Regions from separate parts of the Homo sapiens genome. Here region 2 is linked to region 1. A link is a loop called in an ENCODE intact Hi-C map of the cell type or tissue named here. Cell type or tissue: IMR-90. All regions are shown on one strand. Links, peaks and the distances in the headings refer to the core of each region. The heading gives the core; the rest is flanking DNA. Region 1 has its middle 18 kb from the start of ATP8B4. Region 2 overlaps ATP8B4 (ATPase phospholipid transporting 8B4 (putative)).

What was found. Peaks named below come from ENCODE experiments on the same cell type or tissue, not always from the same donor. Only the 100,000 strongest peaks of a DNase experiment are listed, where the experiment ranks them.
Region 2: a loop joins it to region 1, with 4 times the contacts of the local background. A loop is called at or near these places in 7 of 110 quality-filtered maps.

The regions. Positions count from the first base shown.
Region 1 is chr15:50,128,842-50,145,426 of GRCh38, forward strand. It overlaps a transcript of ATP8B4 not described here. Among named protein-coding and RNA genes, the nearest start is that of ATP8B4, 18 kb to the left of the region's middle. RefSeq lists an enhancer at 8,410-8,916. In IMR-90, for the core only: CTCF peaks have their summits at 9,247 and 9,751; DNase peaks (open chromatin) are centred at 6,090 and 8,710; H3K27ac peaks cover 3,186 bases.
Region 2 is chr15:49,894,266-49,910,850 of GRCh38, forward strand. It overlaps ATP8B4 (ATPase phospholipid transporting 8B4 (putative)), which reads right to left. Exons shown (of 28, transcript NM_024837.4): 21 at 6,827-6,974; 22 at 3,803-3,986; 23 at 3,027-3,250. Among named protein-coding and RNA genes, the nearest start is that of ATP8B4, 220 kb to the right of the region's middle. RefSeq lists an enhancer at 14,911-15,411. In IMR-90, for the core only: a CTCF peak has its summit at 8,243; DNase peaks (open chromatin) are centred at 8,246 and 8,656; H3K27ac peaks cover 4,468 bases.

The sequences.
Region 1 (16,585 bases), core at 5,026-13,025:
GAGAACTCACAAGGTCAGGAGTTCGAGACCAGACTGACCAACATGGTGAAACCCTGTCTCTACTAAAAATACAAAAATTAGCTGGGCCTGGTGGTGCGCACCTGTAATCTCAGCTACTCAGGAGGCTGAGGCAGAAGAATCACTTGAACCCGGGAGGTGGAGGTTGCAGTGAGCTGAGATCGCGTCATTGCACTCCAGCCTGGGTGACAGAGCGAGACTCCGTCTCAAAAAAATAAATAAATAAATAAAAGTTAAGTAGCCACATTTTTTAGGGCATATAGGTAATAGTGTGAGTAAATTGTGACCCCAGCTACCTCATGTCCATCACTAAATGCAATCTGTTTTTTTTTCTTGTTATCTTGAGGAGTCAAATTCATATCAAGAACGCTGTATTAGTTTCCTAGGGCTGGAATAGCAAAGTACCACAAGCTGGGTGGCTTAAAACAAGGGAAACTGATTCTCTCACAGTTCTAGAGGCTGGAAGACCAAAATCAAGGTGTTGGCAAAGCTGGTTTCTTATGGAGGTTCTGAGGGAGAATATGTTCCATGCCTCTCTTCAGCTTCTGGTACTTGCTGACAATCTTTGGCATTCTTTGGCTTGTAGACCCATCCCTCCACACTCTCCCTCTATCAACACATGGCATGCCCTTTGTGCGTCTTCTCTGTTTCTTCATGTCTTTATATGGCCCTCTTATCAGGACATGATTAGATTTGGGCTCCATTCTAATCAAATATGACCTCAATCTTAACATCTGCAAAGACTCCATTTCCAAGTAAGGCCACATTCCAACATTCCAGGTAGACATGAATTTTGGGCCACACTATTCAATGCAGCACAAATGCAAAAGGGGATTTTAATTAATGGCCAGTATTGAAATTATGTGGTAGACTAGGTCAAGAGATCGAGACCATCCTTGGCAACATGGTGAAACCCCGTCGCTACTAAAAATACAAAAATTAGTTGAGCATGGTGGCACGTGCCTGTAGTCCCAGCTACTTGGGAAGCTGAGGCAGGAGAATCGCTTGAACCCAGGAGGCGGAGGCTGCAGTGAGTCGAGATGGTGCCACTGCACTCCAGCCTGGTGACAGAGCAAGACTCTGACTCAAAAAAAAAAAAAAAAAAAAAAAGAAAGAAAAGAAAAGAAATTACATGGTAGAGTACTAGGGAGATTTTCATTTGCTATAAAGAGATCTAGAGGTCTCCACCACTTGGCCAGACTAGACTTCTTTGGTTCTCTACTCTATATGAATGTTGAGGCCTTTTCACAGCCTGCATAGATGCCCTTTCCCTGCCTTGTTTACCTGGCTAAATTTTCCACATCTTTCAGGTCTTAACTGCATTCTCACTTCCTCTAGGAACCCTCTTCAGAGAATTTTAAGAAATCAGAGCTTCTCTGGGCTCCCATGATATGCTGCCTTTCCCCATCATGGCACTTGCCTTGCTATAATCACACCTGTCCACTTGTCTGGGTCTCTAATACCTGAGGGTAGCAACTCAATTTCCCACTGGTAGCACTGGGCTTAGCACAGAATGTAAGAGCCCAGGACTCCTGTGATAAGATTACCCAGGCTCTGGTGAGTAACTGAGTATTCTTATATAAGTCACTCAACTTCTTGGGGTCTCAGTTTCTTCATCTAAAAAATAAGAGTCTTGGCTGGGTGCAGTGGCTTATGCCTGTAATCCCGGCAGTTTGGGAGGCTGAGGCGAGCGGATCACAAGGTCAGGAGATCGAGACCATCCTGGCTAACAAGGTGAAACCCCGTCTCTACTAAAAATATAAAAAATTAGCCAGGCGTGGTGGCAGGCGCCTGTAGTCCCAGCTACTCAGGAGGCTGAGGCAGGAGAATTGCTTGAACCCAGGAGGCAGAGGCTGCAGTGAGTCGAGATGGTGCCACTGCACTCCAGCCTGGTGACAGAGCAAGGCTCTGACTCAAAAAAAATTAAAAAAATAAAAATAAATAAGAGTCTTGGATTGCAATGTCTAAGCAACCCTCCTTAGTCTAACGTTCTATGTTAGTAATTGTATTAGTCCATTTTCATACTGATATAAAGAACTACCCAAGACTGGGTAATTTATAAACAAAAGAGGTGTAATTGACTCACAGTTTCAGCATGGCTGGGGAGTTCTCAGGAAACTTACAATCATGGCAGAAGGTGAAGGGAAAGCATGGCACCTTCTTCACAAGGCAGCAGGAAGGAGAAGTGCCTAGTGAAGGGGAAAGAGCCCCTTATAAAACCATCAGATCTCATGAGAATTCACTCACTATCACGAGAACAGCATGGGGGAAACTGCCCCCATGATTCAATTACCTCCACCTGATCTCTCCTTGACACATGGGGATTATGGGGATTATGAAGATTACAATTAAAAATGAGATTTGGATGGGGACACAAAACCTAACCACATCAATAATGATAGGTAAGAACTTCTAATAGCTATGCAGTACTTAATAGTTCTAAGTGCTTCATATATAGTAATTCATTTCATATTACAATAATTCTATCCTTTACAGATAAAGAATCAGAGAAACAGAGAGGTTAAAGAACTTTCACAAAGCTGCAGAGCTAGAAAATGGCAGAAGTGGAATTTGAACCTGACAGTCTGGTTCTAGAATCTATGTGCCTAACCAATCCACTATCTCTGCCTCTCTATAATGATTCTCCTTTTATTCGCTAGAGGAGCTGGTGTGAATGTTTCATCCCCAAGGAACCAGATATGTCTGATTCTTCATTTATATGCTAGAAATATAAGCTCTAGTTCATCACAATTAGGCAAAAAGGGGAGTAACATTTCAATATCTTATAATCAAATGTTTAACACTAATATATAAGCATTGATATACTTCAAACTCTTAGTAGTATCTTTGGAATAATACTAACAATATTTATATATTATTATATTCATATAATATTATATTATACTAATATTAACTGAAATATAAATATTTTAATACTAAAATACTAAAAATATTTATATTTCAATTAATATTATCATGTAATTAGAAATATTTTAAAAATAATGGTTATAAAATCACGCAGCTACTGCTCTTGCACCTGTTACTCAGCATTAGAAACAAAAATGTTTTGTTCTGGAAATTTAACCTGATTATATTTATATTAGTCCAAATTCTTATTAGATTTATTTTGTCCTTTCACTTATTTTTAAAGGTAATGCCAAAGGCCATTGTTTCTATGCCTGATTATAGTACTCACACACACACTATAATAGTCATTCAACAATTGGCCTGTGGTTTGGCACCCCCGAAACCAACTTGAAAATAAACAAGTTATTGGCAATATTTATTTAAGTACAGGCTGTATTACTATTAAATAATTAGTATTCTGTTTCATGACTTTCATAATAAAAAGTACAGGAACAGCCATCCTAAGCTTGCATTGGTAATATGAATATTAATTAGATATGGATTCTTTTATGGATCCATAAAAAAGTGGGTGAAGGACATGAACAGACGCTTCTCAAAAGAAGACACTTATGCAACCAACAAACATGAAAAAAGGCTCATCATCACTGGTCATTACAGAAATGCAATTCAAAACCACAATAAGACACCATCTCATGCCAGTTAGAATGGCGATCATTAAAAAGTCAGGAAACAACAGACCCTGCAGAGGATGTGGAGAAATAGGAACGCTTTTAAATTGTTGGTGGGAGTGTAAATTAGTTCAACCATTGTGAAAGACAGTGTGGCAATTCCTCAAGAATCTAGAAGCAGAATTACCATTTGACCCAGCAATCCCATTACTGGGTATATACTCAAAGGATTATAAATCATTCTACTATAAAGACACAGGCACAGATATGTTTACTGCAGCACTATTCACACTAGCAAAGACTTGGAACCAACCCAAATGCCCATCAGTGACAGACTGGATAAAGAAAATGTGGCACATGTACACCATGGAATACTATGCAGCCACAAAAAAGGATGAGTTCATGTCCTTTGCAGGGACATGGATGAAGCTGGAAGCCATCATTCTCAGCAAACTAACACAGGAACAGAAAAGCAAACACCACATGTTCTCATTCAAAAGTGGGAGTTGAACAATGAGAACACATGGACACAGGGAGGGGAACATCACACACCAGGGCCTGTTGAGGGGTGGTGGGCTAGGGGAGGGATAGCATTAGGAGAATACCTAATGTAGATGATGGGTTGATAGGTGCAGCAAACCACCAATGGCACATGTATACTCATGTAACAAACCTGCACATTCTGCACATGTATTCCAGAACTTAAAGTATAATTTTTAAAAAACTTGAAGTTTTGTACATACAATGGAATATTATTCAGCCATGAAAATGAAGAAAATCCTTCCATTTGTGACAACCTAGATCAGCCTGGAAGACATTATGCTAGGTGAAATAGACCAGAAACAGAAAGATAAATACTGTATAATTCTCACTTACATGTGAAATCTAAAAAAGTCAAACTCACTGGGCATAGTGGCCGACACCTATAATCCTAGCACTTTGGGAAGCAAAGGCAGGAGGATTGCTTGAGCCCAGGAGTTTGAGACCAGCCTGTGCAATATGGGGAAACTTCATCTCTACAAAAAAAAAATTACAAAAAACTAGCCAGGCGTGGTGGCATGTGCCTGTAGTCCCAGCTACTCAGGAGGCTGAGTAGCTACTCAGGTGAATCACCTGAGTCTGGGGAGGTGGAGGCTGCAGTGAGCCATGATCACGCCACTGCATTCCAGCCTGGGTGACAGAGTGAGACCCTGTATCAAAAATAAAAAACAAAAATAAATTAAAAATAAGAAAGTCAAACTCACAGAAGCAGAGAGCATAATAAGCAGTTGCCAGGGGCTGGGGTTAGAGAAATGGGGAGATGTTGGTCAAAATTTATGAACTTTCAGTCATAAGATGAATATGTTTTGGAGATCTAACATACAACATGATGATTATAGTTAATAATACTGCATTGTATACTTGGAATTTGCTAAGAGAGTAAATCTTAAGCATTCTCTCCACACACACAAAATAATGAGCCAGGTATGGTGGTTCATGCATGGAATCGCAACACTTTGGGAGGCCAAGGCAGGAGGATCGCTGAGGCCAGGAGCTTAAGACCAGCCTGGGCACCATAGCAAGACCCCACCTCTATAAAAAATAAAAATTTAAAATAAAAAAATGGTAACTGTGTGGTGATTGGATATGTTAATTAGCTTGATTATGGTAACTATTTCACAATGTATATGTATATCAAATCATCACATTGTATACCTTAAATATAGATAATTTTTATTCATAAATTATACCTCAGTAAAACTAAGGAAAAATAAATTAATATGTAAGAATGATAGACTGTCAGTGAGAGGGAAATGGAAAAAAAGAAAAATAGACTGTCAAAAGTAAAAATAAATAAAAATTAAAAGTTGGAGTTTAGCAGAAGAAATAAAACATAATGTAAAAATAACTATGGCAAGTAAACTATGCAATGATCAGCGCTCTTATAAAGGTGGAAAGAAAGTTGCAATGGGAAAGAAAGGCAAGTGAGAAGAGGGTCAAGATCAGAGCAGACTTTGGGGAAGAGAAAGCTCTTGAGCTAGTCCTTGAAAATTGGTGTGATTCCTGTATACAACAATAAGGAGTGAAAGCCATTCAAGTAGAAAGAACAGCAGGAACAAAGACAGAGAAGTCAGAAAACAGAGTATCTGCAAAGAACATCAAATACTGTACTTCAGTCTATCTGGCAAGTGGAGTGCATAGGAGATAACGGGAAATCAGGGGAAAAAACATATGTTAGGGTTAGATTATGACCCTTACAATTATCCTAGTACATGACAATAATAGCCTAAGGCAGTGTCAACAAGAATGGAGAACAAAGTATAGATTCAAGAAATATTCCAAATATAGAACTGACAACATTTGGCAACAGAAGGGGAAGGAAGAGGTAAAATGTCAAAGATGATGTCACATTCTTTGCCCTAATGGCTAGGGGAATGTTGGTGGCATTGACAAAAATAAGGAGAGTGAACGTGGAACAAATTCTGGTCCATCTGTTTGAGTTCTGCATACCAATGCTCAGCTAGCTCATCACAAAGCAGAAGTAGAGAACATTTCAAGCTCAACAGTCACTCTGTGACTCATCAGATGTGAGGGTGAAGTTATTTTTACTCTCACAGCAGTAAAACAAAACCTGAACATTGTTAAAAAGATTCTTCAGGTTTTCTGAATGTTCAAGTGGGTTGTCTAGAACAACAAGCCTTAACTTAGAGCCTCAAAATCTAATCTTAGAGGAAAATTTAAATGGTTTTATGTCCCCAGTCCTTTAGTCCTTAGCTGGTTGAAATCTAAAAGCTATCTTTTCTCCTTTTGAGATATGAGTGTGACACATCATTCATCTCTAAACTTTCTCAGTTTTCTCTTCATTAAATATTTAGTGTGACAAATTCAGCTTGTAGGTTGATAAGGAGGTACTCTACATTTCATTATCTGGATTTTCCCTCCAACAATATTCTGAATAGTTTTTCCATATTGCTCTCAATCTTTAACCACTCCACCATCACTTGACGGTGTCACACTTCAGAGAACCTTTCATTTTAACCCCATTTCCATGAATCATTATCATTGCGGCTTGCGGGAATTGCTTGAGCTATACCCAGAGCATCTGACCTGTCATATCTGCCCGAGATCACTTTATGTGACCTTTTATGTGCACATATGGCCACGCCCCTAGACATTCTGTAAATCTAAACTAAGTATGGGGAACAAACTCATTAAAAATCCAAGCACAAGAATTCCAAATGAGACTTTACCTGGTGGCACAATAAGCAAATGCTTTCCGCTAAACAAGGAATTGGAGTCTACTTTCTGGACATATTTTCACCAGTCATAATAACTGAAACCTGACATACATAAAACTGTAACTAAATACCTATGCCGTTGAAGCAGAGTACCATAAAGAGAAATGTCCTAGGCTCCTCTTATATCCAATGGGGAAACTTTCTATCCAATTAAGGGAACACACATGTAGCTTCAAAGGGCCTACAGAAGAATGCTAAATTCTCACTGGTAAACTCATATCTCCCCAAAATTAAACTGAACGGTCCTCTGACGTTTAATAATTCTTTCATGTACATTTCAATGAAAGGTGAAGCTGTTTTATTTAATCCAACCTTGAGCGTGGATACTTTCCTCTTCCGAACTATTGATATAACCATGACATTTAAATGCACACGAGTAGCAGCAATTCCATTTGGATCCCCTGATTGAGTCGATTACTGTGATGTTAAGCATGCCCATTCCATCCCAGAGTTTAAGTAAACAAGACCACCCCTCTCTGCTCTTAGCCCAGGATTTATGAGGGCCGTGTGTCTGGCACTCAGGGAGATGTTGGCTTTCTCTCACCAGTGATTCCATATACAACACTGTCATATAATTTTTAGATTTTTCAAAGACTTCAAAGTTCACAGCCTTCTGTGAAGTTGCTATCTGGGCATGTTTATCATGGCAAGGACTAAAGGCAGGAGGGCTATGCAGAAACTTCAAACTGTGGGCACTTCACAAATGCATTGTGTGCATCTATAAAATGTCAAAACATCCAGGAGAAAAATTAAAAAGCCAGTCAGTTCACCACTCATACAGGGATAAAGCCAGGCTGGGGCAAATGTGGCTTAAATGTTGGGTTGTAAAGACTGTTTGATTTTTCCATGATCAAGATATTGTATCCTAATTGTTTCCTTTGCTAAATGAGCAGTGCTTAATTGCTAAGTAGAAATTAGTTCACTTCCTCCCTTCTCTCTTTTTGAAAGTGAACAGATGTCCCATTTGGGGGGTTTACCCTTTGTGATGTGGTACTGAGAACACAGGACAAACTTTGTGTGTCTTAAGAGGCCACACTGCTTGATGGTGAGCGTGGGGCTCTGGAGTCAGACTGGCCTTTGTGTGAAGCCCAGCTCTGCCACGCAGCAGCTGAACACCACCAGACAAGTTACCCTGTGTGTCTCAGTTACCCCGTCTGTAAGATGGGGTTGATAGTAATGGTACTACCTCATTAAGCTGTGAGGATCCAATAAAATAATGTGCTGAGTACATGAAAAGTATTCCATACATATGATTTTATTATTATAATTGAAACACTGGACAAAAGAAATGAAAGTTCTTTTCTTCAGTTCAGGGATGAATCCCTGAAACATCAGTAAGGATTCTCTTATTTGGGTTCTGAATTCTGTATCCCCATAGCTTTTGGACATATTGATGTCCTACAATGCATCAAGCACTGTGCAAGAGGCTTCTCAAATATATTAGTCACAGAATCAAGCAACATGCTAGCACTGATTTAACGTCAATCTTCCCAAAAATACTATCTCATTCACTCTCTTTACATTCCATTCATCCAACAAGGATCTATTATGAGCCAGCCAATGGGTTACCCAAGTGGAGTTACCTAATATCCCTGGCTCTTACCAATCAAAGTAAATTCTTCTAGAAAAGGAATGTTTTGAGAGAAGCTGTCTAGATCCTCCATGTTAGCCGGCACATTCTGGAAGGCTCTTCAGAGGGTTAGCAGGTTATCAGACATCTTTCCATGCAGTCCTGACTGAGGAGAGCCACTGTGTCCTTTGCATGCTGAGCATCACTGTGCGTCATCATGACTCACAAGCGATCAATCACCGAATGACATTTAAACATCTTGACTAACTACCAGCAGCATTTTGCTTCAGTTATTGGAAGTGTCTCAGAGTGAATGTGCTCTAAGATCTGAATCACTGTCTCTGAGGGCAACAATGCAAATTGCCAAGAAATGCATAACAAACAACCACGGCACAAGACTAGCCTTGTTGCATGTCACTGTGCACCATGAGGCATCTGATGTTTCTGCCTCCTTAATCATGCTCACGATGCTTCTTCTTGTGAAGTGACGCACATGATCCTTAGAGACATATACAGTGTTAGAGCTGGGAGGGTCGTCATCTTGAAGATGAGCTGATCATCACAGAGAGGAGTGGAAGGAAGCTAACATTTATTAAATTCCAGGACCCAGGTCTCCTGACTGCTACTTTAAGGATGTTTTCACTGTACCACATCTAGTGACAAGATTCTCTGCTCAGCTACTCCCTTATCAAAGTTCTCACTTACCAACTTAATTGTCAATATTTTAGTAATTGTGAGCTGTGAGCACAACCTGCCAACCGTAATGCTCATCTTAGTATCGCTCTAGCCACTGGATGAGAGATTCTATCACATTTTCATCCTTCAGCAATCTGTAAACCACATTGGGATAGCTTGTCTCATACCCTGGTGGTGAGAGGGTAGATTGGTGCAATCTTTCCAGAAGGCAGCACTGCAGTGTATCAAACACCCCATGCATGTGTCTACCTTGGGACTCAATCCTTCTGTTTCCAGGAATTTACACTAAGGAAATGATCTGAGGTGTGTCAAAGGTGTGTGTACATGATTAGCAAGGGACAGAGCATTGCAGGTCCAGATAGATACATATATAGATAGATAGATAGGTAGATAGATAGATAGATAGATAGATAGATAGATAGATAGATAGATAGGCAGTCCATGATAGACAGACAGACAGACAGAGAGATGATAGATAGATAGAGAGATAGACAGACAGATGATAGATAGACAGATGATAGACAGATAGATAGACAGACAGATAGATAGATACCTGAATAAATTATCTGCTCAGTCATTGGTTACCCACACCTAAACACCCTAAAAGGCACCACTGCCACAACTTAATATCCTAATAGGCATCATCTCCCACCTGGTGGCAGATACTGGAATTATACAATGCCAAGGATGAACTATTATCTAAGAAGCATACCTTGTAAAGTCAACTGAATTTCACTGACTGGAAATATCCTCATTTCAAACTAGAAATTAGAAATTTTTAAAATAAAAACATTACTTCCCAGTCACTTCTTATCTTTTTCTCCCTTTATTGTTCTCTTATACCCATACAACCGCCACTTTCTCCTAGTCTTACACCTTCTAAGAAGTCTGTCTGCATTGTAAATCCTTTTTATTTCCAAAGTCAAAGTAGCATGATAGGACTTAATTGCCGGTATAGGGGAAATTGTGTGAATAGATAAGGTAATTAAATGTGTCTGTTCTCATGCTGGCAAGGCTGTGGAAAAAACAATGCTTTTACACTATTGGTGGGAGTGTAAATTAGTTCAACCATTGTGGAAGACAGTGTGGCGATTCCTGAAGGATCTAGAACCAGAAATAACATTTGACCCAGCAATCCCATTGCTGGGTATATACCCAAAGGATTATAAATCATTGTACTAAAAAGACACATGCACACGTATGTTTATTGCAGCACTATTCACATTAGCAAAGACTTGGAACCAACCCAAATGCCCATCAATGACAGACTGGATAAAGAAAATGTGGCACATATACACCAAAGAATACCATGCAGCCATAAAAAGAATGAGTTCATGTCCTTTGCAGGGACATGGATGAAGCCGGAAGCCATCATTCTCAGCAAACTAACACAGGAACAGAAAACCAAACACCGCATGTTCTCACTCATAAGTGGGAGTTGAAAAAGGAGAATACATGGACACAGGGAGGGGAACATCATACACCAGGGCCTGTCGGGGGGTTGGGGGCAAGGGGAGGGATAGCACTAGGACAAATACCCAATGCGTGCAGAGCTTAAAACCTAGATGACGGGTTGATAGGTGCGGTAAACCACCATGGCACATGTATACCTATGCAACAAACCTGCATGTTCTACACATGTATCCCAGAACTTAAAGTAAAATAAAAATAAATAAATGTGTCCGTTCGATGGATGAGTCAATACTCCTTAGAGTGACTGTAATAGATCAGACTAGTAGTTCAGGCATTAAGTAGTTCTCACTGTTAACAATCTTCCTGCAAAACTTCAAATTTTATTTTCAGAAAATTCACTGACTATCCTGGAATATGCATATTAGGGGAAGTAACTTCATGAACCACTACATCCTAAAGAAACTATTTTTGTTAGAGATCACATTTTCTCTTGAGTCCAACTGCACAGCAAGATGTTTTCTGCTTGATGGGCAGATAGAAATTAAAACTGGATAAGCACAATAGGTGTGTGAATACCATATGTTCTCACTTATAATAAATGGGAGGTAAGCTATGAGTACACAAAGGCATACAGAGTGGTATGATGGACTTTAGAGATTCAGAAGGGGAATGATGGAAGGGGAGCTAGTGATTAAAAAACTACATATTGGGTACAGTGTGCACTATTTGGGTGACAGGTGCACTGAAATCTCAAAACTCACCAGTATATAATTTATCCATGTAAAAAAACAAATGCTTGTACCCCAAAAGCTATTGAAATAAAAAATGTTTTTAAAGAAAGAAAATAAAAGAATAAGAAAGATGAGTACATTGAGCCATCACTGATATCTAGGAGCTCCCCCAGGGTAACCATGACAACACTAGTTTCCAAGAAGCAAAGCCTAGTAATGTGATAAGCCAAGCTGAACACTCCAGGCCCAGACTCCTGACTCTTCCGAGACTGGCCTTGGGATGTAGTTAAATCACTTACAATCCATTTCCTAATGTGTAATGTGTAAGCCATAATTATATCCCTGTCTACCCAGCACTGGGTTGGATCAACACTAGAAATTCATTAAATATTTTTTGATTGATTACCTCCCAGAGTAGTTATGAAAACTTAGATAACAAAGCATTTAGGAAGGATTAAGAGTGCCATAAATGTCATTACTCAGTAAATGTTATTTACCAAAGTAGATCAATATTTATCATGTATTAAAACCATAACATAGTTTCATTTGTTCTAATTCCTGGATTCAAAATATACAAAGAATGAATAACACACCATGCTTCTCTGGGGAAAACTACTGACATATGATTTTTACTATATGTTTAGAGCACTGGTTCCTAAACATCCACCTGAATAAATTGCAAGAGAATCAACAGGAGACCTTTTCAAAACATAGGGACTTTTAGGCCCCACTCCTGGAGATTCGAATTCTGTAGTTCTGGGATGAGACTGGGGAATCCACTCTTTTTTAAAACTCCTAAGGTGATTGTAATGTGCAGGCAACTTTGGGAAGCACTAACTGAGAATGTACAAATACTGATCTCTCTAAGACAATTAGACTATCCTTGAAAGAGAAAAATCCACTAGTACCTTCTAGAACTCCATCATGGAAGGAGCTGTTGGTCAGAGATCCCCACCCCAATATCTGTGACTCTGGTATGCTCTTGACCCGCACCTGCCTCCAGGGCCCATCTTCCTTGTTCCTCTTTCCCCTTTTCTTAAGTCTGACTCCATCTGCCCCAACCCTTGGGACATTCCCTTTCCAAGACCAGCCACAGAAAGAGCGGCGACCTCCTTTTCCTCTTCCTGTTTGGCTGCCCCTACAGATAAGCTCAAGGGCTCTTTTCCTTTTAAGTGATGCTAACTGATTAATACCACCAAGAATAGGGAAACCAAAACAAAACAAACTTAGAGGTGAAAGTTTCCAGACTCTCCAAGGCCTTATCACCATGATCCTGGGCCATGGTTTTTGATTCCTATTGGAGAAAGAGTAAGGCAAAAAGTTTGGGTAGAAATTCTCAGTAATGGGCTGAGAGGACCTCACAGGCAATCAGGGCAGGGTTCTTAGAAATACAATCCAATTATTCATTCATAATACTTATTGAGCGTCTCTTAAGTAACAGGCATTTCACTCACCAAGAGACTGATAAGGACAAAATCTTTCCCCTCAAAAAGCTCACGATCTTCCATGAGAGGAAGATATGTAAACAGGTGATTTATACACACATTGTGTGAGAACTTGTGAAGGAGCCGCACTGTGCATATGTGGCTATTTAATTTTAAATTTATTAAAATTAAATAAGAGTACAGAAAATGGGTGAATTTTATGGCATGTAAATTATACCCCAATAAAGTTGTTTTAAAGAGTTAAAATTTTTTAAAAGTGAAATAAAATTAAGAATTCCTTTCCTCAACCACACTAGCTGGGTTTCCAGTGGCTGCCATATTGGACAGCACACACAACATATTTCCCTGAACACAGAAAGTCTGCACAGCACTGTGAGAGAGGTGTTGCGGTAAGCCAGAGGAGGGAGCAACTTCTCTGCTTGAGGAGGGCACATAAGGCTTCACATATGGCATGTCTGAGGGGCTCTTGAAAGACGAATACGAGTTTTTCCTAAAATGTAAAAACTGAGGTAGGGAAAGAGGAAGTGGACAGAATGTACAAAGGCAGAGAAGTTGCATGGTGTGTTCAGGGAATGCTGAGAAATATAACTAGAAACACTGGTTGTGTGGGACTCAGGAGTGAGTTATGATGCTGAAGAAGTAGGTCCCGAACAGGAGCCATGGGGCAGCTCTGGATGCCGAAGGAAAGCAGCTTTTATCCCTGATGGCAAGGAAGCCAACAGTGATGTTCACTTGTTTTTATGTTCATTTTTTATGAATAGACTTTTTATTGCAATATAATATACATACAGAAAAACACACAGAGCATCCAGGACACAACTCAGAGTTATCACGAAAGGTACCCAACTGTATAATCACCATCAAGGTCAAGAAACAACATGTCAGCACCTCAAAAGCCCACCCTGTCACGCCCCTTCCCACTCACCATCCACTTCCTCCTCCCCAAAGCAACTCTAGCCTAGATTTAACCCTACGGATCTGTTTTGTATTTTAATAGAGGTTTTTCAAGCAGGAAAACAACACGGCTATATTTCATTTTGAAGAACATCTTGGCAGCTCAGTGGAAGAGTCTGTGGTACAAAGAAATGGTGGTAGAAAGCAACGAGGAATGATAAAGATGGCTCTAGTTTAAGGTAGTAATGAAAAGAGGCTGATGTCCAGGGAATCTTAGTAATAAAAATCATAGCATTTACTGAGTCCTGGATACTTTCCAGGCACTGAAGTGTGGGCATGGCATAGATCTTAACATTCAATACCCCCATGCAATCCTCCAAAGTCAGTAGGCATGCAGGGAGGGAGAGGCAAAGCCAAGACTCAATTACGCACACATCTGCTTCCACCATCCATGGCCTTGACTGTTACTCTGCCTCTGTTTCTACTATCCTCCCTTTTGAGAAGAAACGAACTGTTTCAGGCTCTGACTATGTATAATGCATAGGAAGGAGTTAAGAATGAATTAAATGCTTAGCTTAGGAGAGAAGCTGAAGACCTGGAGATGCCAGGACCTTCCTTTGAGGATATCAACCTCATCAAAGCCCTCATTTCCCTTAAAGGCAAGAACTTTTCTTCTAAAAATAGAAATTGAAGAGCAAGTAATTCTAGTTGGCTGCCAAAACTGTGCCATCAGAGGCTTGATGTTGTATTATCTATTGCTGTGTAACAAATCACCCCCAACACTTAGTGGCTTAAAACAACAATATAGTGTCTGTGGGTCAGAAATTCAGGAGCAAGTTGATGGGCAGTTTTGGCTTGCTGCCTTCAGTCAGATACTAGTTGATTCTGCAGTCACCCAGGGGCTTGACTGGGGCTGGAGGAATCATTTTCTGAATGGCTCACTCACATGGTGGGCACATTGGTGCTGACTGTTGAGTAAAGACCTCAGCTTCTCTCCAAGTAGATCTCTCCATAAAGCTGCTTTAGTGTCCTCATAGCATGCAGCTGGCTCTCCTCAAAGTGAGTGATCCAAGACACTAAAGCAGAAACTACAAAGCTTTTGATAAGCTAACCTCAGAAGTAACATATTTTTACTTTCACAATATTCCATCAGTTATTGACTATACAGAGTCAGCCGTGATTCAGTGTGGTCATTTCACAGTGCATGAGTACCAGGCAGCATGAATCTCTGGAGGTCAACTTAGAGGCTAGGTGCCACAGTAGTAAAGGGTGGCTTTGTGCAAATCACAAGTGTTCTATGAAGCATTTCAAATGGAAACAGGGAGGGATGATTCTGCATTCCTGACAGATGGAACAGCGTGATTAAAGGTACCATGTTATATGCCCTCTGTCTGATTTGGCTAAAGTGAACTAATCATGAGTGAGGGGGAGAAAACCCAGAAAATACAGGCCTACGTTGTAGACTGCCTTGCATGTCTGAAAAGGGAACATCAACTTCACCTGTAGATAAATGGGAGCCACACATGCTATCTCAGTGAAAGGATGACATGTAAGGATCATAAAACATTAGAATGGAAGGGCTTTTTGAGACCAACTTCCTATCAATAGACTGTTTTCATGGTGCCCTGGAAGCTGAGCCAATTCAGGTCCCTTTGTTTTACCAAAGGAAACATACTAGGTCAGGGTTGTGCCTTAGGAAGGCAATCCTGGCCACAATGTGGAAAATCGATTTAGAGGAGGGAAGAATGGAAGCAGGGATGCCAAGTTGAAACCTTAGTCCATTTCCCAGTATGAAAAGCCTAAAGTATGATGATGGTGGTAGAAATGCAAAGGAGGGGAAGAGACGTGAAAAACATTCTGAGATAATTATATTGAACATGATAGACTTTTGCATTCACAGTGTATTAGTCCATTTTTCACACTGCTGTAAAGAAATACCTGAGACTGGGTAATTTGTAAAGAAAAGAGGTTTGATTGACTCACAGTTACGCATGGCTGGGGAGGCCTCAGGAAACTTACAATCATGGCAGAAGGCAAAGAGGAAGCAAGGCACATCTTACGTGGCAGCAGGAGAGAAGAGCAAAAAGGGAAAATGTCAAACACTTACAAAACCATCAGATCACATGAGACTCACTCACTATCTTGAGAACAGCATGGGGGCATTACCTCCCACCAAGTCCCTCCCTTGACACATGAGGATTACAATTCAAGATGAGATTTGGGTAGGGACACAGAGCCAAACTATATCACAAAGTTAAGGCATGTTTTCCTTCACTTCATCATGAAAGAATAACCTAATATGAGATGACATCATTTGCAATTACCCTTGTTTTTTTTTTTACATCTTTCTTCCTATCCACAGGGCCTACCTTTCCCTAACTATCAACTCATATCTATGATTTCCTTCAGCACCTTTTTCAAAGTTCACTTACTCCTGGAAGCCGTCACGGACTACTCTCAGCTGATCAGATCACTCCTGCCCTCTACACTTATGGAAGCAGTTGCTTCCATATCATATTACACTACTGAATATCGTAGAAAATATTTCGTTCTTAAAGCCTAGCTGAGCCATGAAAAGCAGTGACTGATATTAAATAGAACTTTTTGCAAGATCTATTGAGTTAACCAGGGGTATGGTATTACCTCTACAATCCCAGCTATATGTACCACATCCTAATCTGAGTTAAAATGAACCTTGATATTTAGTTTACTTTTTGGCTTTGACTACTTTTTACTTGTTTTAAAAATCAGGATAAAACAAAATTGAACAAAAAATAAAGAGGTAAAGTGCATTCAATAAAGAGATTTTAATTAACACTGGGCATAAAAATACATTTTACTGAATCTTAAGGGTTTTTTAACATTTGCTGTTTATAGTATCTTGTCTGATTTGAGAGGCTATCAAATCACAGATCAGTCATACATTGATTCAGGATCAGTCTCTTTCTTTTTTCAGTATATTACATTACTGAGGGATAAACTGGATTTAGAGTTAATTTTAAAA
Region 2 (16,585 bases), core at 4,480-12,479, 240 kb before region 1:
AAGGCTTAGTGAATATTTATTAAATGAGTGAAATCCTTAAATAGTGGGACCAAAGTACCCTTTCCAGTATAAGCTTTGGTCCCAATGTGATAAGGTCATCGTACAAATCGGGGCAAAGTAGAGAGCAGTCCAGGACTCCTATTCAGAGGCCCAATTATTTTTATATGGTGATTGCTCCTCTGCGTAAAAAAAGGTATCCTGCCCTATTTAAATCAGACAAGAACCAGCCAAAACACCTGGAAAATCCACTCTATGTCTTTCCTAGAATGAAAGGATGTATAAATAACTAAGAAATGTATCACCTGTAGCCCAATTAACTATTGTATCATATTAATATTAACACAACTGAGAAAAACAGCATTCCATATTCTGAAATCAGTTCCATAACCGCATTTAGATCTTAAGACCCTGAGCCCCTTTGCCACAGTGGTGATCAGGCTGCACACGTTTAAACAGACCAGATCCAGAGCCTGCAGGGATGGCCCCTGGGGTGGGTAGAGTAAGTGGCAACTGTGTGAGTGACTGGAGGCACGTCGGAATGGCTCTCTTTGCTGCACCTGCCTCAAGCATGGGAAAGGACTATAGAAACACCCACCAACATGAAATGACTAGAAGGCCTTCTATATGGCAGGTAACATTCAAGATTTTATTACAGATGTATCGATGAGTTAGATGTACTTCTTTTCCTCAAGGAGCTAATGGTTAAGCTAGGTAAGATATAATAGACTGGCTAAACTGGGGAAAGAAATCCTGTACCATGAACAGACATCCCTTTTCCACCTGGCCCTGTCTTAGCGCAGGTAAAATATGCCTCAGGGACAGTGGTCTGACAAGAGGGCTGAAAGGATTTTAAATCCTCTGGAAAAATTCAACTGGGGGAGATCAGCTGTTGGCTTAACTGGCCCCTCTGCTTTAGAAAAGATGAATACGGTCTAATGTTGTTGACAAAACAAAAAGTCAGCAGATTGGACTTTACTCTGGTCTGGGTTCAAGGAAGCAGAACTTGGGATACTCTTCTAGGTTTTCTAGCCCAGTGGTTCTCAAAGTACAGTTCTAGGGGCTAGAGCCCAGTGGGCAGTGCTTTAACCAGCCCTCCAGGTGATTCCTATGCACGCTAAAGCTTGAGAACCACTGGTCCAACCCAATTCACTGGCTTAAGAAAGAACACAGATGGTCAACTGGGACTAACAATAGATTCAAAATGAAGATTGTGCAATTAACTAGAGATTTCAGTGTAAAAAAACAAAAGGGAAAGGAAGGGACACAGAAAAGAAACATGTTAGTTAAATCAAACATTTCAGAAACCTAATCACAGACAGGTGGTGTGCCTTACAGCTGGGTTCAACCATCAAGCTGCTCATGTCTTTGGGGCAATTATTGTTCTCCCTTGTTGTTCTCTTTTAAAATGCAAATACCAGTGAAAGAATAAAAATTCTAGTTGCTTAATATCTGGCTCTGACCGATTTTTATCAGAACCCAGAAAATGACCTAAATGTAGAGGTTAGAAGTCATTGAACGTTAGTTTCAACTTCACAGTTTTAACAGACAACTTAGTGGAACAGTTGCCTATTCAAGCTTTGTGCGTCTGCAAATACAAATCACTGACTACTCTTCTGTGTTCTAAGAGTTTTTAAATGGGGTTTGTCCCTTCATAGTCTTGAGATTCTTCAGCCTTAAGCCTTTGGAATATGAAAATTAGATCTCTTAGAAACACCCGTTAGCAGATGGTCTTGCTTTGTTCTTATGTGGAAGGAAAATCAACAGACTAGGAAGCCACAGGCCACATTCCAATGCTTGTCTTTGTTGGACAAAGGAGGAATTATGAGCATGCAAATAACCCCAGCCCCACGCCTACTCTGAAGTAGCACTAAGATAACTTCTACTTCTGAGTAGCTAAAATCAAGACTCTGCTTTACTTCAACTGTCAAGAGATTAACAAAAAAAAGGCAAAAATATCAACATAATCTACTCTTAGTTTAGGGCATGTTATCCTAAAAAGAGAAAATTAGGAATGGGAACAGGTATGCCTCACTTTAAGAAATCTTAACTTCCCAGAAGAAGGAAAAAATGTTGAAAATGTATTTTCATTGTAAAAAGGAATTCACTAATCTCCCTTAGCACATGTAAGAAGAAGATGCCAAGATTTCATTTATCCTCAGTCTTTTTGAATAAAATGATTTTTTAAAAATCACCTTCATGCATATCGTTGAATCCATGTCATTGATTAAACCCAAAGAAGGGAAGAACAATTGAATAAATCTCTGAGTGTTATGGTTACCATTTCCTTTTCAAGGACAATCTTTTTCTTGTATTGTTGTTCAAAATGTCAATGCCATATCTACATTTAAGTTTTTGGTAACAAATTTTTTAAATTTATAAGTATATTTAAATGATATAGACATTACATTTTACAGTTGATTCATTGGGTCAAAACTTTTCTGATATTGAAGATGTGTGGTTAAATAACTATCCTTTAATGTATAAGAAGCGATATAAAAATAGAATCCTAATTTATACATTTGCTAATTTTCTTTCTTCCTACCAGCATTATCTATAGATCAACTTTTAGCTGATGAATTGCTGTCTAAACAGCTTTGATGTCAGAGTACCAATCAGTCCAGATACATTTAGTGTGTTGGATAAGAAACCATCTTCCCAGTAAAGATACCTCAACATTTCTTATTAGTGATTTGCAGACTTCTGTTCTAAATTAAAACTCTACAACAAGCTTACCTGTCATCATACCAAAAACATTTCAACAAAAACTAAAGTATGCATGGAAGGAGTACTCACTGGTTGACTATCTAAATAAGAAAATAAATAAATAAAATTCCAGCTAGATACATATTCTTCTTGGGTACAAAGCTCAAGTCAACTATCAATTACATAATTGTAATACTATTACTTGAATCAGCCATTAAAAAATGCTCTGAATTTATTAGTAAAGAGCTATGAAGAAGAGTCATTTGTAATATCATACAAAAACAAACAAACAAACAAACAAAAAAAAACATGCTTTTACCAACCTGGGCTGAGAAACCACAGAAGAAACCAAACCAGAAATGCACAAGTGTAAATGCAAAATTCTTATAGAAGAAATAGCATAAGAATTTGCACATTCGGAAATAAGACCACCTTCCATGAACAAGGAGAAGCCTTTGGAGATATCTAAACTGTGCAAATGAATAGTCGCTGGCTAAGACTGCTTGCAATCCTTCCTGGCCGCTGATGCCAACACCAATGTGAGCACCTACAAAGGAAAGAGGAACACTGTCACTCCCAAAACAAAGCCACGATCTCTTTTGGAAACTTGTCATTCCTCTTTTATTTACGGAAAACTTACAGCCATTGCAATTATAATTTTTCACATATATTATCTGATGAAACACTTATGATAGATATTTCTCTTAGTTTTACAAAAGAGAAAATCAGCCTCAGAAAAGTTCAGTGACTTACAGAAGTTTTTACAATTTGTAAGTGGCAAAGATGGGGTTAAAGTCACATGTTACAAATGTGGGTCTGGTGTTCTTTCCTCTACACCGTAGCTACTTACTTCCTCAAATAGTAAAAGGTGAACGACGTCTTTTTCTAGCCTAAAAATACACAAATGGTTTATTTAAAGACAAAGAAATTTTGTTACGAATACTAATAATGGTGGTAGCATTGGACCCAGAAGTATCATTCATTTTAGAATCACTGGCAAAATTAAATTTTAATGCAATCTAGTGATTATATATTGCCAAATGCTGAAACTGAGGACCCCATGTATGCAGCATACCCCATTGAGCAAATATCCTCTTACTTTTAATCATGCTGACATCATTGGCTCCATCACCAATGGCCAAAGTAACAGCATTTCTGTACTTCTTCACCAGCTCTACCACTTGGGCTTTCTGGAGTGGAGTGACCCTGCAGCAAATTACAGTCTTACACATGCAAGCAAGTTCTAGGAGATCATTCTTGACATCACTTTCTAGGGCATGAGCCTGTATGATTAAAAATAAAATTCAAACAAGAACAGGAAACAATAAATGAGGGTTGAGAAACAAGACAAATGTTTTGTTTGCTAAAACCATTTCATTTGTTTGCTAAACCATTTCATTCACTCCAAAAAGTCATTGTTGATTCAGAATCACACAAGCAACAAGAACCAAAGAAATGAGTATTGAACTCCTAAGCAAATTTTAAAATACTACTAAGGAATTTTAAAATAAAAATAAACAAAACTGCCATTTATATGTCTTCCTTGATATCATGCTGCACTGGAGAGAGAGAGTTAAATGCTGGAGAAGTTCTAGAAACCATTAAAATTGATGAAAACAAAAGACAGAACCTATCTACCAGCTCACCAAGTTTAGAATGAACTACAAATGATGATGTTTTGTTTATTCTATCTGATGGGCTTTTTGTTTCTTTGCACTGTTGTTTTGTATATTTAGTTTGTTGTGATTGTTAATGTGCAGGCAAAATGAAAAGCAGATGATCTGGGGATTGTCCCTTGAAGAACATAGTGACTGAAACCCAGAGAGGCCTGTGCAAAAGGGGGGCACGCAAGCTGCGTCACAGACAGGGTTCCTCAACCATTTCTAATCTTGCTCCTATCCAAATGCATAAGAGCCTTTAGCTATACCAAGAAATCACTAAAAAAGATAGCACAATCCCTTCCAATTAACTGTGCAATTTTTTTTTCCTAGAAAATGTTTTACTGTAAATTATTTAATAAACACATTAAGAGGAAACAAATCCACTTACACTTTGAGTCATCAGTATCTTTGAGTGAATCTTTAGCAAGACATTCACAGCCCATATCAATCTGGCCCCTGCATTCCTTTTGAGTTTCATCTTCTATCACCACTTTTAAGTCTACACTTTTTTTCCCATCATGCCAAATTGCTTGTTCCTCATGATTGAATGGGCTCTTTCTTGCCTCTGTGCCTTTGTACTTGCCATTACCTCTACTTGAAAATATCACTCTCTCCAGGAAGTCTTCCCTGATTCTCCCACAAAGAAGTAAATTTGTCTCCCTCTGTGCTCTCAAAGCATTGTGTTCATTCCTCTTTTACAGTATTTGTCATACCACTGTGTGATTATCTCACCCACTAGACAGCAATCCCTAAAACGAGAGCCATGTTCTATTCACAGTCTTATCCTCAGACTTTAGCACTGTGACCGGGGCACGCTTAATAAAAATGTCAATGGATGAATGGCTGGATGGGTAAATGAATATAAAAACATAACTCAGTACAGAAAATTCTCATGTTCAAACCTATAATTCCTAGGTGAAATTGTGAGTTGGCATTTTCAAATATTACCACTCTTTCTGAAAGAGAAAACAGATAATTGTCTGTCTTGCCTAGAATGGTCTCTTTCTCTCTCTCTCTCTTTTTTATTATCAGCAAGTGAAAAACTATGCTAAGACTCTGAGAAAAAACAAAGGCCAAATTACATTCTGCAAAGCATCAGGATTTGAGCAAATTAGAATCATGATTAAAAAAAAAAGAAAGAAAGAAAAAGCTTTCTGACCATACTAGCAAAAACATAGTCAAGTCTCCTTAAATTAAAAATGGCATTTCATGGTTCCATGAGTTTCAGGCTTTGAATATGATGGTGTTCTTGAAGAGCATCTATCTTACCTCCTTCTTTCAATGCACTTAGAGACAGAGAGAGAGAATGGTATAAATTATCACCTGAGTACTCTTAATGTCACCACACATTGGATTCTTTGAGCCTGAGAGAAAGTCAAAGTATAACTCATAAGATTCCCTTTCCATATTGTGGTCTCTGGGGAATTCAGCTTGGGGGCCACCAGCTTTAAGACCCAGATGACAGTCGTAATTTTCAGTTACTGTTCTTCTGTGCATAAAGGAATTTTGTGTCATGTGGACAAACTTTCAACTGAGTTTGGCCTGCAGCTGAGCTCTGTAACTTTCCATGGTGTAGAAGGCAACACATCATTATGTCTGGAATCCAGCTGGATAATGCTCTAAGCACTAAGAGCTAACAACAGACAGCTGATCGCAAGGGAGAAAACACAATATCCTCATACCCAACTTCTTTTGTCCTCTAAGAAACTGTCTACAAGAAGATACATTTATTGTCCAAACCCTAAAGTGAAAAATGATCATCAAAGCCAGAGAAAGATGTGAGATTAATTCCTTGTGCATATAAATTATAATTTCACTGGAGCGTAATTGGAGCTTTTGTATTTTAAATTAGAAACTCAGAAGAGTATTTTCATGTTTGTTCAAGATTCAGAATCTGAACTACATTAAAAGTACAATGCAAGTTCATTCTATTAGGACAAGAACCAGATTTCCTAATCAAAGCAAATTGTTTGGCATTGCTGTAAAATGCTGCTATTTAGAAAAACCACTAGAGGTATCTTAATGGCAATAATTTCGTATAGTAATTACATGAAGGTCAGGTTGTGCTCCACAAATCACAAACATTAGTAAGAGCAATAATTATAATACATCCACCCAGTTGCATTATTTTAATTAAGTAACAGTGAGCCGTAACACTCCCCTCTAGAAAGGCACTTAAATAATACTGCTAAGTGGTCTATAGTCATTTAGACAAGATTGATATTCTGTGAATTTAGCATTTCTTTGGAGCCTCCCCTTTACTGTGGTGATCCAAATAATAATGTATGAGATATATATTAGAAGTTTCCTTTCCCTTTGCAAACAGGAAATCATCGCATATGCCCTGTATCTAGTAGTGACATTTGTCTGGAAAAGACAAAGGAGGTCTCATTATGATAGCACAAAAGAGATGATTATTGCAGTGAAGAAAAAGAAAGGACAAAAACCTTAGGCAAACTCACCAAACTGTGGCCATTTATGATTAAGGCATAATCTCCTGTTATGGTTTCTTCTACAATAGAATCCAACTCCAGCTGCTGCTTTTTTTCACAAACTACATGGCCATTGGAAAAATTTCTGTTTTGTCCAAACAAATTTTGTTTTGCTTTCCTTAAAGGAGAGGGTGAAAAGTGAAACATAACAAAGCATACAGAGCATGCCTACTAATTCTAACAAGAAACTTGCCTAGAGGTAAATTTATTTCACCACTATTCAGAGAGAATATGGCATAAGACCCAGTTTCAGTAAGCAAGCTGGATAATTCTTTGTGATGGGAATATCTTAGCAAATTTCCAAATTCCAGGATGTAGGAGAGTAAACATAATGAAAATACAATATCTTGAATGTTTAAAATGACCTAAAAGCTAAATCACCATCTTGAGCTGTGTTTGAACTAGGGGATCTTGATAGATTTGGTACTTAAGACTGTCTGAGCTTCAAGGGCTTAAGAACCACTATCTGGCAGGCATGCTGTTAAATAATGGAAAGCACAAGACTAAAGACAATTGATGAAATCTTCTAGGAATTCCAGGACATCTATATATAAAATAAATTCATCAATTTGAGGTACAATGTAATACGATCCAGCTTAAAATAGTCCTCTGAGAAACATATTTTTTAAAAAAAATTTAACAAGAAGAAAAATGATGGTACTTACTGAATTGGCATAGCCATTATAATAGGATAGAACATTTTAAGCAAAAATTGTATTCAGCTTAAAAAATAGAATAAATCTTCTAGGAAAAAAACTAGACACCAAAATATAGAGGGTTGTTCCAAATGGAAACGCCCTCCAAATGCTCTAGATCTAATTAGCAGTAGCTATAAAGCAATCCTGCTCACATCCCATGCATCTCTGCCATCTAAGAGGAAGATTGTATGGTGACATAGCACACTTAGAAGTGGCATTCTACTGTTCTCTCCAAAATGGAAAGATGATGCCCTTAAAGGAAGGGAAATTCCTCTTCAAGAACAGTTGAGTGCAGGCTTTGAAGTAACATAAGGCAAGCTGACAAACCTACAGAAGCTTCAACCACGACCAGAGAACTATCCAGCATGGGTCATAACTGGCATTTACAAAATGAGCACTCAGGAGAACATGGAGAGTGAGAGAAGACCAGAAAGTGAATATTGTGTCTTTTGGCGAAATGAAATTACTCATCCTGTGTAGAAAATATTTATTAAAATGGTTTTATGCTGAGGCTCCTCTGAAAGAAGAGAATGTCCACTTACCAAAACAACTGTTTTAGCCCTCAGCTGTCTAATTATTTGAAAATGTAACACCAATTGTTTACATACTAAGTTTAAAAATAAAAATGATACAAAAAGATACATTAACTTCTAGCTCAATATCTCCTTCTGCTGTCCAAGACCAAAATCACATCTGCATTTAGGAACCCAGAGGTCACATGGTTCCAAGAATCATATCACACATTTAACAATCAGTTTGCAGAATCAAAGAAAAAGATGTATAAAGTCAGAGTGCTATGTGTGAAATTTAGGGAGTTACAAAGGGGAGAGGGAAGTAGAACAGACATGAAAAATCATTGTTGTAAGTGAGAGGATCAGACTTTCCCATCAGATAACTATGTCAGGGAATCCTCCTCACAGTCATGAAAATGTACAGTGCCAAATAATAAAGAAAGCAAGGGAGACAAGTTCCTTGGAAATGAACATTTCTCTGACAATGTTGCAGAGCTCATAAATTGTGACTTCAGAAAGCACCACAGGGAAAACATCTCCTGAGTACTCCTTTTGAGTAAAGTTCTCACTCGCTGTATAAATGACTCAATCTGTTTTCCCCTTAGAGAGTAAAAACATTCCAAAGAAGGGTGAAGTTCATGAAAGTATTGGCTGAAATTCTATTTACTTAGGATTTTTTTCTCCTTAAACTGTCTTCCTAACATCTCACATGAACCCTTTTCCAGGCAGAAAAGGGACAGTTTTTCTGGCTCTGCTGAAATTGTCACTGCACTTTCTCTGTACAGGCCAACGTCTCTTGGCCAGATTGGGCTTTCATATTTTTAGACCTTTGCCCACGCTCTGTAGCTGTCATTTCTTTTTCTTCCTGGAATTTAGCTCTTCAAACACCAGCTGGTTCTCACAAAAACGATTTATTAGGAAGGGAAAAAGCTACACATAACTCCCTTCAATGACTATGAGCTATACATTTTTGAAGCGTACACACAATGCTTAACCACATAATACAAATAACAAATGCTAAAACAAAAGAGTGCCTGTTTTTTCCAAGCTGCGTAATGAAGGGCAGTTTATTACAATTCTTGGCATGCAGAATCGCATTAACAGTTGAGGCAACTGTGGCATTCACAGCCCCATGTCACTACAAGCACAGCAAAGCATAGTTAGGCACATACTGGCTTGCATACAACCTATAAAGAAGAAAAGAGGATGGTTGGAAAAAAGAGTCGTTTAGTCAGTCCTCTTAAGGCACTCTATATTGAAAGGTTAAATTGATCTGTTGTGGCCAGGCACAGTGGTTCATGCCTGTAATCCCAGCATTTGGGGAGGCTGAGGCGGGCAGATCACCTGAGGTCAGGAGTTCAAGACCAGCCTGAACAACATAGAGAAACCCCCATCTCTACCAAAAATACAAAATTAGCTAGGCTTGGTGGCACATGCCTGTAATCCTAGCTACTCGGGAGGCTGAGGCAGGAGAATCACTTGAACCTGGGAGGCGGAGGTTGCAGTGAGCCAAGATGGCGCCATTGCACTCCAGCCTGGGCAACAAGAGCAAAACTCCGTCTCAAAAAAAAAAAAAAATCGATCTGTTGGAAATGGATTGAAACCATGACATCCTGTTTAAAAGAAGAAAATCTGGACTTTGATATGAAAGCTGGAGCTTTGAGCTTGGAACCTGGAAACCTGGGTTCAGACTGCCTCTGACATCTTATGTTTGTTTCCACAGTTGAGTTATCTGACCTCTAGCCACTTGATTAGCCAGCGACAGATCCATGGCTGGAACCTACGTCTTCATATTCACAGTTCTTGGTCTACTGCACCAAGCTGGTTTACACATAGAGTCAGCCACAGACTGCCTCTAGGTTGGACTAAGACACAGTGCTGGAGGGACAGTTTTAAGGGACAGCACTACCCTGCCAACAGTAGAGAAAGGGAGAAAGTACATGAAATTTTGATTTGAATTCCCAGTTCCATTCCTTACTACCCTACCTGAGAGACCTTTAAGATGTTCAACCACTGAACCAGTTTCATTATTAGAGTTCATGAAATGGGACCAGCCAGTCAGTTTGGCTAGTGCCCCAAGCAGTCAAAATAGATCATGAAAACTTGGGCTGCTGCACCAGTGTGTGCCAGAAGATCTACAAGATTACCTAAGTAAGTGCTCTAAAATTTTATGATTCATGAGAGAAATTTAATGTACTAAAACATTTTTCCTGGGTGACTAGGGGTTAGGAATTAGGACCAAAATGCATTTTGTTTGGCCTGCACAGTGTCTTAAAGAATCTCTATGGCTTTATGGCCAACATGATGTTCCCACTCACCAAAGGCCCCATCACTCCCTGATGTATAATAGATAGCCCAGATCACATGATTAATGCTATATGCCTGTTCCTGAAGCCATTTGCATTTGAGAACCCTGCACATTCAAATAAATAATTTTCCACCAAGTAGATGTTCAAAAAATACTGATGCATATTTTGCTGATTAAAGAAGAAATATCAATTCCTAGTTATATCACTGGGATACTTCTTAGAAGCAGTGGAGTCACTTTATGATTTAGTTAAAGAACATGAGTTTTTCTAATAACAAAACACGTGATCAATGCTACAAAAATGAAATACGGAATGAGTTTTCCTCTCAGATCAATCAAAATTAAATTCTCAGTCTGTTTTCCTTTCAGCAGAAGACATATGAATTGGTGAAATGTATTCAATGTAGTAATTTTCTGAGAAACCATAGCAGGGTTTAACTGTAGCTTTCTAGGCATGCCTTTAATAATAAGGCAGCTACAGCAGCAAAATTAACCCAGGACTCAAAGTGTCTAAAATGGTTTCACGACACTAAATTTGAAACAAGCCGTATGTATGATATGTATAAAAATTATATATCCATGTTTATGAAATAATCTAAGCACATTTGACAGGTTTAAATATAAGCATTTTGGTCATTTCTTTTCAATAGCTACTATTGTTCAGATCCTGTTCTTTGGTTACACTTTCTTTTTAAATGAACTCCCACTGAACTCAAAAGCATAACACAAGAAAAAGAGATGGTGCAAATTTATGATTTCAATATTTCATCCCAAAGCTGTAGGCTTAGATATAAGTAGCTGAGATTAGGAGTATAGAGAACAACTTTGAGCAATAGCTTTTTTGGATGCCATTTTACCCTCAGTCCTAGTATTAAGAAAATGCACACTATAACTATAATGATTTCTCTTACATAGAATTTTCTATCATATGTTGCCTCTCTGTCTTATACTCTAAGAATGGGGTTACCTACAAGTCTGAGTAGAAATAACATTATTTTCCAGTCAGCTGAGCAAGGTGGCCCCAAGGCTCCTGAAATATTGAGTCTAGCTGGAAATTCTTTATTTTTTTTCTTTTGAATATTTTTTCTTCTCATTAAAAAAGATAATTTTTTTAGCTTTTTTCTAATTGTAAAAGCATTACACAAACACTATTACAACATCAGATAATACAAACAGCCATAAAGAAGGAAGTAAACATGATCCATAATTCTATCACCCAGAGAGAACCACTGTTTATATCCTCCAGATCTTGATAGGCAAGGAGGTAAGGAGGTGGGTAGATGTATAGTGTTTTATACATATATGTACCTACATATATATACACACACACACACACATGCACACACACTTTTTTGCAAAAAGAGAGATCACATTACGCATGATGTTTTGTAGTCTCATTTATCATTTAACAAAAATATCATGGGCATTTTCCAATGTCGAAAAATACAAAATCACTTTGAATGACTGAAGAGTGTTCCATTGCATGTATATATCATAGCATTTAACAAAATCCTTCATGGCTGGTTATTTGAGCTATTTCTCATCTCTATTATCATAAATCAATAGAGCAATAAATATTCCTTTTTATACAAATTCATACATTTGTTCACTTATTTTCTTAAGGGAAATTTCTAGAAGAATCACTGGGTAAAAACTATGCGTATGTGTAATTTTGAAACATATCGCTAGTTTGTCCTCTAGGGAGTTTCTATCAACTTACAGTCCCAACAACAGCATACAAGTAGTTCACATTTCTCCATATTCTTTCCACGTAATGACAGTTGTGTCATCTAGCCAACCAAATGTAGTTGGATAAAATCTTGAGATATTAACTCAATCGCTCCTTTTCCCACTACTACTAGGACCACAAGTGATCCTCTCCATTTAACTAGAAACATACTTTGCTTCAGGAGGATCTGCAGAGCCAAATATAGAAGGAGAAAAATACAACGAAACTTTTGTTTTTGAGCACCAAAATAGGGCTTTGAAACTCATAGCAGCATCATTAGTCTGAATTTCAGCAATCTGGAATTTCACTAATTGGACTTTTGGAAAAAGAAGGGGGGGATTTCTTTAAGTATCAAAAGAATAAACTTTAAATGAGTCAAGGCATTAAAATGATGACAAAAGGAGCAGAGTAGGAAGAAATTACTTTCCTTCATTTCCCATCCCAGCCTAGGGAAAGGGGACTTTGAGGAGTTTAGAAACTGATAAGTGATGGCTAAAAAAAGCCGGGGTCCTGACCCGCCCCTGGATTGGTAGTGGATGAAGGAACCATGTGGCTAATGGAATCCTCAGATAAATTTAGGGGAATCAGCAGAGTAAAGGGATTTTAGAAACTGAAGTGGCCATATAAGAACACAAGTCATCTTGGGCATAGAGAGGTGAGGAAGAGCAGCCACACTTTCCATGGTTCCCCAGCAGAGTGTGGAAGTCAGCCAAGAGGGAAAGCCAACAACAACCCTAAGAGAGCAGAGACCAGACAGGAACACAGACGTGGGAAGTGCTGGATGCCAGCAGGGTAGACACTGATGAACAGTAACAGGTGAGGCAATTGTACATCCCAGACTTGAACTAAATTTAACTGAAAATGCCTAGTTTAATTGTTCTGTCCTCAGACAGAAAGAGGTTCAAGTTCAGTTTTAGAAAATTTAATGAGTTTCTATTCTTGCATGCCTGAGCACACTCTGGGCTGTGAAACCTAGCAGTGACAAAGCCTCCTACTATTTCTCTTCACATCCAATCAAATTACAAGACCTATTCATTCTACCTCCAAAAAGCTGTCTATTTTATTCTACCCTTTCCTTCCCCACTGTTTCAGGCCTGCTGCCCTTATTGGGGAAATAGTTACAAAAGTAGTCCTTGTTGGTGGAAAGATTGGGATCAGTGGCTGAAAGAATGAAGGAAGGGAGAAGGGAGGAAATAGACAAGGAATGAGGAAGGCAAGAAAGATGCGCATGGAACAGTCATAAAGCTTTAAGTTCTTATCTAATCCCCCAAATAAAATAAGATATAGAGTAGATATTTGTATCCCCATTTTACAAATAAGGAAACCAAGCAAACAGAGGTTATTCCCATATCAAAAGTTTCCCACTCAGCCTAAGCATGAAGCTGAGATTCCAACTTGAATCCAGCTGACATGAAGCCCATACTCTTTCTCCTACATCTGCTATTTCCCCTGGAAATTTCTGCTGACTCTACTTGCTAATCTGGTGTCTGACCATTTACTCAAGTGAAGCAGTAAGATACCTTAACAACTATATTTTTAGGTTAATTATTAAAGGGAATAAAAATAAATCTGAGGTATGTTTAGGGAAACACATGGCAAGTGCACAGCCTCTGGGACCAAGCTGCCTAGATTCACATCCCACCTGAACCACGGACTACTTTGGGCAAGTTACTTACCCTCTATATACTTCGACTTCCTCATATGTCCAACAGGGAAAACAGTAATGCCTACGATTGAGTTTCTTAAGAACAAAATGAGGTAATACATGTGTACTGCCTACAATACTCTTCCAGGCACTGTCTCAAAACATTTAGCAACAGGCTTATTAAAATCTAGATCTGTTTGCATCTATCTTCCTTCAGCAAGAGTCAAGTTCTGAATGAGAGTGGTCCTTCAAGATGTACGACTAAAGGCATCTGGCAGTTGCCTCCTCCACAAAGAAGCACCAAGATAGAGAGTAGATAATCATACTTCAAATATGTCATCTAAGAGAAAATATTGGAGTTCAAGAGAGAAGTGACAGGAAACACCTAAAAGAAGAAGAGGGAAACAAGGCATCCTGTCTGGCTGGGAGCCCAGAAAGGCTCTCCTGTGTAGGGAAAGTATAAGTGAGGGATGCCCAGTGGTCCACAATCTCACCACAGACTCCACTCCTAGCCATAGGAGAGCCTCTCAACCCTTTCAGACCCTGAAATTAACATAGGGAGCTGCCTGAAGACAAGGCAGTGCCATTGCCCCAGAGAGGGAGCTCACACTGGGTCCCACATACCACAAAATGACAGCAAAGTGTCATTTTGAGAGCCCAGCCCCACCAGACTGCATCCTGCCTGAGGGCCCAACAGTACTTGGCTTTCCACATTCCTGGAGCTCCACTGACATTCCCCACCTGCAGCCACCACCACTGCCACCACTGCCACCATGGCCAAAGTGCAAGACGCTGACAGCAACCCCACTACCCTTCCAGCAACAGGACTTCCTCACATTTCCACATGCCCTAAGGATAGGCTACCTTACATATAGCTGCCACCTACAGCCAAAGCACACACTTCCCAGCCACCTGCCTAAGGCTGCTACTACTAAAAGCAATCCCACTCACCCCAGCAGCCAGCACGGCCAGAGTGCAGCTACTGCCACCCCCACCTGAGCATTCCACCAGAGGCCTTGGGATAACCCTGTCCCTGCCACCACAGCCAGCACCCATACATACCACTGGACAGCGGGGAGAAGGGGAACATACAGACAGGTCTGTCCAGTCTGGCTTTGACCGCACTCCATACCCCCCACCCCAGTACTTGAGCATACCACCTAGGGGCCTGGGGATCACCCTGCTCCATCCACCATCCACTGCCGTGGCTCCATCCACCATCATGACCACTCCTCCCAGAGACTGGAAGACAGACTAACCCAGCCTGCCACTACCACCACAGCTAGCACCCACCTGCACTTACCACCCGTGGACCTGGGGAATGGCCTGACCAGCCTGTCACAGCCACTGCCAACACCAGCATAGGCTATTTGGGAGCCAGAGAGTTGTCCAACCACTGCTACTGCCATTGCCTATGCCATGCCTGCAGCCCAGGGGCCCAAGGTCCAGCCCACTGTTTCTACTGCTGTCACCTGAGCAAGCCTCCTGGTGGCCCAAGAATCATCCCACCAGGACACACTAATGCCAGTGCCAAATGTGCTACCCTTGGACCCAAAGACAGGCAGGCTCAGCCTACCACTGCTCCCACTGGGGCCCAAGGACTGTCCCACCTGCTGTCCCCATGCCCAATAAAACTTCACTACAGTCTCCATTAACAACCACACCCTAAGCCACTGAGGAAGTCACAGACACCATTGGCTTTGTTTACCAAAAAAAAAAAAAAAAAAAAAAAAGAAAGCCAAATAAATTATATGGAGACTATACTACTGCACACATCCAGAATCAAAGCCAAAGTGCCCTACCCAACCAATACCAAGATACATATTGAGGAAGTCCTCTCCTATGAAAGTAAATCCACAAAATTGGAAGAAGCGACTGTTATACCAGATGTGCAGATAGCAACGTAAGGACACAAGAAACGTGAAAAAGCTAGGAAATACAACTCCAAAGGAACACCATAATTCTCCAGTAACAGATTCCAATGAATAGGAAATTTATGAAATTCCCATAAAAATAATTCAAAATAATGATATTAAGGAAGTTTAGTGAGATACAAGAGAACAAAGATAAACAATACAAAGAAATGAAAAAAACAATTCAGGATATGATTGAGAAATTTACCAAAGAGGTAGATATCATAACGAAGAACCAAACAGAAATCCTGCAACTGAAGAATTCACTGAATGAAATAAAAAAATATATTTGAGAGTTTTGACAATAGACTAGATCAAGAAGAAGAGAGAATTTCAGAAGAAGACAGGTCTCTTGAAATAACCCAAACAAAAGTAAAACAAAAGAATTAGCAAGAGTAGACAAAGCCTACATAACGTGCGAGACAACATAAAGCAACCACATATCTGAATTATCAGCATTCCCAAAGGTGAAGAGAGAACAAAAGCATTCAAAAGCCTATTGATGAAATAATAGATAAAATCTTCCCAACTCTAGCAAGAGATTTAGACATTGAAATACAGGAGGCCCAGCAATCCCCAAACAGGTACAATGCAAAAAGGTTTTCTCTGTGATACATTATAGTCAAACTGTCTAAAGTCAATGACAATGATAAAATTCTAAAAATAGCAAGAGAAAAGCATCTAGTCACCTATAAAGGAGTCTCCATCAGACTTACCGTAGACTTATCAGTAAAAACCTTACAAGCCAGAAGATAACAGGATAATACATTCAAAGTGCTGAAAGACAGTATCTGGAAGTCAAGAAATACTATACCCAGCAAAGTTATCCTTTTTGGAGAAATAAGTTTATTTCTAAATAAAGTTACTTTATTGTGGAGAAATAAAATTACCCTCTTTGGGGAAATAAAGTCTTTCCCAGACAAG